Linked DNA regions of Homo sapiens: region 1 is linked to region 2. The links are chromatin contacts, found by Hi-C in ENCODE. All regions are on one chromosome and are shown on one strand. Each heading gives the region's core, a stretch centred on a gene start or an enhancer-like site at or near the end of the contact. The rest is flanking DNA. Distances are from core to core; before and after follow the strand shown. Region 1 overlaps INVS (inversin). Region 2 has its middle 21 kb from the start of CAVIN4.

Region 1 (3,641 bases), core at 270-2,769, 490 kb after region 2:
AGTCTCTACTGGCATCTTGTTAGGTTAAGCAAAGATAGTAGTAGCTAGTATTAGCAAGATAACAGTAATTCATTTACACTTTCTGCCTAGAGAGACATTCCTCCTTAGAAGCTTTAGTAAAGGAGAGGATTAGGAACTATGGTCACAAGAGTAAGTGCTGAGAAACAGAGGCCATCTCACATTCTGGGATAATCCTAACTCGAGCTTATCCAACCTGTGGCCTGTGGGCCACATGTAGCCCAGGAAGGCTTTTAATGCTGCCCAACACAAATTTATAATTTTTCTTAAAACATTATGAGATTTTTTTTTTTGCGATTTTTTTTTTTTTTAGCTCATCAGCTATTGTTAGTGTTAGTGTATTTTATGTGTAGCCCAAGACAATTCTTCTTCCAATACCCAGGAAAGCCAAAAGCTTGAACACCCCTGTCCTAATTGATTAGGCTCCTCAGGGTCAAAGCAGAGTCAGCATCATGGGGTTAATAGGCAACTCACCTTCAAGGACACAGAACTTTAGGTCAATCCTGTCATCTTCCTAAGTCTTATATAAGATACAGGGAAACTTCAAGCCTTCTCTTTGTTCCCTGACATACATTGTTTCTTTGTAACCGATATATGTATTTCCCAGAAGAGAAGATGTTATTGGGTTATGTCACCACAATCCAATATTTTGTGCCTATAAGGCAAAATTTGTCTATTTGAGGAAATTGAAAGTATATATCCCCCGGCTGGGCGTGGTGGCTCATGCCTGTAATCCCAGCACTTTGGGAGGCTGAGGCGGGTGGATCACCTGAGGTCAGGAGTTCGAGACCAGTCTGGCCAACATAGCAAAACCCTGTCTCTACTAAAAATACAAAAATTAGCTGAGCATGGTGGCATGTACCTGTGGTCCCAGGTACTCGGGAGGCTGAAGCAGGAGAATCACTTGAACCCGGAAGGCAGAGATTGCACCACTGCACTCCAGCCTGGGTGACAGAGTGAGACTCTGTCTCAAAAAAAGAAAGAAAGAAAGAAAGAAAGTATATATCCCCTAAATGATTAGAAAAAGCAGCATTCAACCTCACTTAGGTCCTGTCTTGAGTAGCTCTAGGGGGACAGTGGCTTCATGGCTAGTTTCTGAATAATGAGGGTACCATTAGGTTCTGGGCTTCCTGGCCAGTAACTGAGCGAGGTCTGTGCCTTTATCTATCCACCCTACTCTCTTCCTTAGTTTCCTCACTTATAACATTCAGCTAATACTTGTCCAATCTACACCGCAACTTGTTTGATGATCCAATAAAACAATGTATTGTTTGGAAATATTTGGTAATTGTAACATGTTGTACAAACGTAGAGCTTATGATGTAAACTAATATTCACTGGATGGCAGTGCATTTAAATTTGCATTCCTGTCAGGAACAGTTAATATAGAAAGCAGCTGGCTACTGTGCTGTGTTGTGCTAATTATTCTGGCAACTGTGGAGATGGCCTCTAATCCATGACCAATTGGTGCTTGCTCAACGTGGCTGGCATTCTGCCTGTGCTCTGTCTCAACACAGTCCAGAAAGCTGAGCTGGAAGCATGACTGGAAAGCCACTGCTCTACCGCATTCAGTTATTTTAAGGCTTGTGGAAGCATAAGAGTACATATGGTTAATGGGCTGGTATGTGCAGAAACCAGAGCGCCAACTCTAGCAGTTAGAGGAAATGACTGTCACTTGCAGTTATAGTTGTGCTAGTCCGCACAATAGCTACAGCAACACAATGCCCAATACAAGTAACAAGAGTAGTCTCTATTTGTATCTTATTTGCTTGTTCTAAAATGTTATATTTGCATGGCATCCAAGATGTATTTATTTCATCTGATTTCACCCACTTCTTACTTTACATATTTTATACTGTTACAATCTTGGGAAGGCATTTTGCTGTCATTAAAAAATCTCTGCTTATTGTTATAGAGTGACAACATGGGAACAATGGAAAGAACATAGGATTCATCATCAGATAATTTGGTTTGAGGCTCAACTTTGCCAGTTATTAACTGTGCAACTAAATTTCTCAACTTCTGAGTCTCAGTGTCCTAACATGCAAAATGAGAATAATAATAACATGAGACATACTGTATTTTGAGAGGACTTGAGATTTTATAAAATATTTCTATAACTTATAATTTGTGCAGGTATGTTAAAATATCATTTTCACTCACTGCTATTTCAAAATTATCATAGCTGTAAGACTTGCCCCAACACCTTGCTATTTAATACATTCATAAAAAATTATGGCAGAATATTGTTATGTCTCAACTTAAAAATATTTGATATTTCAATATAACTGGTTTCCTTTGTAATCCTCTATATTGCATTTCAGCTCTTAAAAATATACATATATTTTTGTTCTGAGGAGTCCAGAAGCTTACCAGATTGCCAGAAGGGCCCATAGCACAAAAATGTTAAGAAAAATCCCATCTAGATAATCATTCATTTCATCATGCAAGGTTCACACCTAATCGGTTCTTTCTTTCTTATCTTTCTCATTCCTATTTATTTATACATATGAAAGTGCACGTGTGTACAAAAATATCTACCCATACATTGAGGTCCCATACTTTAGCAGTTAAAAGAATGGACTCTGGAATCAGACTTCTTGGCTTTAATCTCAGTTCTGATACTTCTTAGACAAGTTACTTAACCTCTCTGCATCTCAATTTCCTTATTTAAAAATGAGGGTAATACTAATACCCCAAACTCTTCATATTATTTCACTGTTAAGTTAATGAGTTGCCAAACAATACAGTGGCTGGCACATAAAACATAACTTTATAAATGTTAGCTAATTTTATTACTATTGTTAGGATGGATGCATAAACATTTAAGTATATTTATAAACACATTTGCATGTAGGCAAGCATTTTAAAAACATTTAATGACTCTAGCTTTTAAGGTAGGGATTGAGGTAAGGGAAGAAGTAACCTGAAATAGTACCTCTACTCTGTCATTTATGAGGCTCACTTCCGTATCTAAATACTGTGTCAGAAGATGTTAAAAACAAGTAGAGGCCGGGCGCAGTGGCTCAGGCTTGTAATCCCAGCACTTCGGGAGGCCGAGGCGGGCGGATCACTTGAGGTCGGGAGTTCGAGACCAGCCTGACCAACATGGAGAAACCCCGTCTCTACTAAAAATACAACAAATTAGCCGGGCATGGTGGCACATGCCTGTAATCCCAGTTACTTGGGAGGCTGAGGCAGGAGAATCACTTGAACCAGGGAGGCAGAGGTTGTGGTGAGCCGAGATCACGCCATTGCACTCCAGCCTGGGCAACAAGAGTGAAACTCCATCTCAAAAATAAATAAATAAATAAACAAGTAGAGGAAATGATTTAGAGAGATTATGCTGCTCAGAACATGGACAGTGAAACAAAAGTTGTAGTAGAATCAGAATGGTGCTTCCTGGTCACGATACCACTGCAAGCGACCTCAAATATTATTGGCAGTAATGACAACATTGATCATTACACACCATGCATATTTACAAATTATTTTGTTTAGTTTTCACAAAAAACCCACAATATTAATCTTTGTTGCATTTAGTGCTCTTTCATATTGAGACATCTGAAGCTATGAAAAACTTGATTATTTTAGTCTAAGCTGACATAACAATAACAGTAATA
Region 2 (4,105 bases), core at 992-3,491:
GTTCCCAATGGATTATGGGAAGGACACCAAATAGCATGGCTTATGTCCCTGTGCTCACTGACCTTGCAGAAGAGCTGCCTCGAAAAGTATGGCTAAGAGACCAAGGAGAGTCAGCTGTCATACACGGGTCGTAAGACAAGAGATTGGCAGCACCAGCTGTGTGGAGTCCATTCTTTGTATACAAAAGGCAAAGGAGTAGTGTTGCTCCCAAGAGACAGACTTGCCAGGCTTAACAAGAACATCAGTTCCAACAAAAGCCACTCCCTAATCCATGCAAACAAACACTGTCAAAGCCAGGCCCACAAGGGCAGGCCTTTGGATCTAAAAAATTACTAGACAACAGCGAGCATGGCTTGTGATAAGGCCTTTTGGCTGACAGCCAGCAATCCTGGCCTTTTGGGGCTTCATACAGGCCTTCGAGCTACCTGCTATCTCAAGAAAATGGGTGGAGGGGAGTCCAGGTGAGGAGATGAAATGTCACAGCATGTCTCTGAGTCATCTCTCACGTCTCCCAAACATTAAATCGCCAAGTGGCAGAACCTGAGCTCCTACTGAGAAGCCAGGGTTAACGTAAATTTATCAACAACTATAATTTACTAAACACAAAAATAAGCGTTTAGAATGGCTTCCTCTAGGCAGTGGAACCGTGGCTGGAGACAGAAGTAGGGCAAATGACTACTGACGATTGCTTTTTAAATAAACCCTTTGGCATGGTTTAATTTTTTTTAAGACTTCACTGAAGGTGGAGAGTTTACAATTGGATAGAGAAAGTTGTTATATGATTTTGATATTGGACTGGAATTTTCATAACTCAAATAAGATTACTTTGGGTCTAAAAGTAACTAGAAAAATTTTTATTATCTGAGAGTGACGAAAGAAGTTGTAAGAATATGCCTGAGATGGTCAGTGGGAAAAGAACAGTTTCCCTCTCCTGATACTCCTCTGAATTCAGCTCTCTCAATATAATGGCACACATAGGAAGTGTGCTGAGAAAGAATCGCTTAGAATTGAGTTCTGCTGGTTGGTGGAACCAGGATTTCGACAAATCTGAATGTAGGGGTAGTCGTGGTTTCTAAGAGTTGAGTAAGCTCTTTTGTTCCATGAAAGTGTTGCCTGCTTGTAGGTTGGTTTGCATAATGCTGCAGTACCAAACTAAAATTCTTCTCATTTGGAAGTGTGAATCCATATCTCAGAATCAGTAGTGAAACAGACCATCCTGGTGGATTTGCAAAGCAGGACTTGGCTAAAACCTTGAATTCATTATCTGTCCATAAAGAAGATATGAGGTCAAAGAATAGAGATGGGAAGAGAGGTCAAGTGAGGATCCTTTGGAGAGATCTGCTGAACCCGCAACCAAAGGAGGTGGTGTGAGGGGCCTGCTTCTAACCTCAAGCTTACCAAAGAGGGCCTCTGAGGGACCACTCAGGGAGCTTGCAGTCCAAGGGATGCAGTGCACTGCTGTTTGATTCCCATCCAAGAAATCTGGAGGCACAATGGTGCCTTTCAGGTGTGGCAAATTCTGAAGGCTGATTTTTTTTTTCTTGTGGAGCCCTTTCAAAGTTTCCTCAAGCAATGCCTCCCCTCCAGCGGACTCCTGACGACAACCCCCTCAACTTACGCATCTGACAGTGAGGCCCCAATCCCCTTCTGCTGAGCTCTCACCTTCGAGAGGAAGTGTCTTAAGGAGAATTTTTTTCCAAGTAGCCAACTCCCTACCACTGACCCGCTTGGCCCAGGAAAAACTCAGTCATCATTGCCCTCTTGTCATCATATGGACAATTTGTTCGTAAGTCTAATTCAACCAACGAGACAGAAACTGCAAAGCTTAAACAGCTCAGTCGCCAGCCATAAATAAAACAGTGCCAGGAGAGAATAATTTTTCAACTATAAGGAGACCAAGACAAGGGAATAATTTACATTTCTGGTTTGCGTGAGTGGAGCTGCGAAAATAGCCCATCATATGTACATCACTATATTTTAACAAATTTCCTATTGGTAGACGGCTAGACTGCGACAGGAATTAACAGGAATTCCTACAAAACAAACCGGACTCAAGCCGGGCGCTGAACCTGGATGCTGACGGAGACGGGAAGAGAACACCCGCCCCGCAGACCTCGGCGCCTGCGCCGGCTCTGCACCGGCTCTCCGCGGCGCGCATGCGTTACGCCATTAGCGCTTTTCATGTGGCTCCTCCCCGGCCCCGGCGCGCTTACTGCGGGAAATGCAAAATTCCCTCCTCCTGCCCGCGGAGCCGGTTTCAAGAGAGCGAGCGGTGGGTTCTGGAACCACCCTGTCCTGCCGGAAGCGTACGCTCCCCCGCCTACCTGGGGACTGGGCGGGGCTCCAGGGAGAGAGGCCAGGCCTCCGCAGCCCCACCAGCTCCGGCCAGGTGCGTGGTATTCGAGAGTAGATTTGTTGTGAGGGTTAAAGTACTTAAAGTTCCTTGCCTTAAATAAAGAGCATAATAAATTGTGGCTGTTGTTACCTGCTTCCGTCACTTCTGGCGCCTGAGATTTGGTTCTTCCTCTCCAGGATTAATTTTGTTTGCTCAGTCTTCTTCCACCTGCTCAAGAATTTTAACCAGTTGCCACACCTGCGGCCTTCGCTTTACCCCTTCTTGGCTGGGCCTTCTCCTTCAGCTCATCTCCCCCATCATTTACAAATACCCTCCTGTTTTCTGTGCTCTGTCCCTACCTACCTCTCCTGTCCCCATCTCATGAGCGTTATCAAAGGTTATCACATTTGTCTCTTCTCCTCCCACCCCATCTCCCCAACTCACTGGAATCTGGCTGCTTCTACCCACTCCACTCAAACTGCTCTCAGCAAGGTCCTCAGCGACCTTGTCATGCACCCCAATGAACACTTTTCCATGCTGCTCTCTCTGCAGCTCCTGACACATCTATCTGAAACTGCTGCAAATCCCTCTGTCATCCACAATGCTCACACTCCCGGTTTTCCAAACTCTCTGATCACTATATTTGCCAGAAGTGTGTCTTCCTTCCCCTGCCCATTTCTGTTGGCTCCCACACACATGCTTCCTGGTTAGTTGTTTTTTTTTCACACTCCACACTTTTATGGGGTGAAGATCTCCTTAATGCCATTGTTTTTGCCTTGCTGATGACTCCCAAATCTGTACCTCTAGTCTAGATCTTTCCTCTGAGCTTCAAACTCCTGGCTATCCCACAGGCACCTCAGACTTAGCACCCCCAAAACATATCTTTTCCAGCAAACCTGCTTCAACTTCTGTACACTTTCTTCTTTGTCCCTCTTCTCACTGGATAACATCATGTGCTGTCTCAAGCCAGAAATCCAGGAGCCACCTTAGACTCCTCCCTCTCCATCATGCCCAGCTGTGGGCTGGCTTCCCTAGGAAACAGACTCAGAGATATTGTAGGTGGCTTATTGAGTGATGCTCTCATGAACAGCACCTGTGAGGGCTGAAGGATGAAGGACAGAGACAAGGAGTTGAACACTTAGTGAGGTTTAAACCGGGGCCTCAGCCAATGCTATGGCAAGCTCTGGACCCAGGAAGGTCCTTCAGAGCTGTTCCACGCTGAAGCCAGAAGCCACACACATATCCCTCAGTCAACCCGTCACTCAATGTGGGCTGCTCTCAGGAGGGGGCATGACCTTGGGTGAGGTGGCTTTCTCTGCTGAGGGCAATTCCTGGAGACAGACTTGGGCGAGAGCCATCAGCCGTCAAAACTCCCAGCATCTGGAGGGATGAGTGCCAAGTCTTAGAGGGAATGTGATTGTCACCATAGAACCCACTACATCCCTCATACTCGGTCACCAAGTGTTTTATCTATTTCTACATTTTAACTTTCAAATAAAATCCCTCCCTTTTCAGACTACTCTATCTGAGGCACCATGGCAGGGACAGAGCAATGGGCTGAGCAGACACGGTGCCAGTGCTCAAGAGGTTTACAATCTAGCTGAGTGAATAACCACCTAAATATATATTTTTAAACTACAATAAGTGTTCTTATTGTGTAACAGGGGAGGCTTTCCCTGTCAGGGAGTGACGTAGAGGCAGGGAAAGCTTTCCTGAAGAAGTATCATTTTCAATGGAATCTGAAAGATGAATAGAAGTTAACTAGGTGTA

Evidence for each region. Hi-C counts contacts between places; a loop is a spot of excess contacts on that map. Pooled maps may share reads with other maps.
Region 1: a loop to region 2 is called in a pooled map, with 2.9 times the contacts of the local background. The contact joins two enhancer-like sites. A Hi-C loop is called at or near these places in 3 of 168 maps with a recorded cell type or tissue (CD4-positive, alpha-beta T cell, IMR-90 and gastrocnemius medialis), 1 of 37 single-sample maps with no recorded cell type and 7 of 50 pooled maps.

Annotation. Positions count from the first base shown.
Region 1 is chr9:100,109,354-100,112,994 of GRCh38, reverse strand. The region is part of intron 2 of INVS (inversin); the gene reads right to left. Among named protein-coding and RNA genes, the nearest start is that of INVS, 12 kb to the right of the region's middle. Within about 2 kb of position 1,519, at least 10 of the 41 ENCODE cell types and tissues checked have a DNase peak (open chromatin) inside an H3K27ac peak, as active enhancers do.
Region 2 is chr9:100,596,972-100,601,076 of GRCh38, reverse strand. No RefSeq gene overlaps it. Among named protein-coding and RNA genes, the nearest start is that of CAVIN4, 21 kb to the right of the region's middle. RefSeq lists an enhancer at 2,036-2,330. Within about 2 kb of position 2,241, at least 17 of the 41 ENCODE cell types and tissues checked have a DNase peak (open chromatin) inside an H3K27ac peak, as active enhancers do.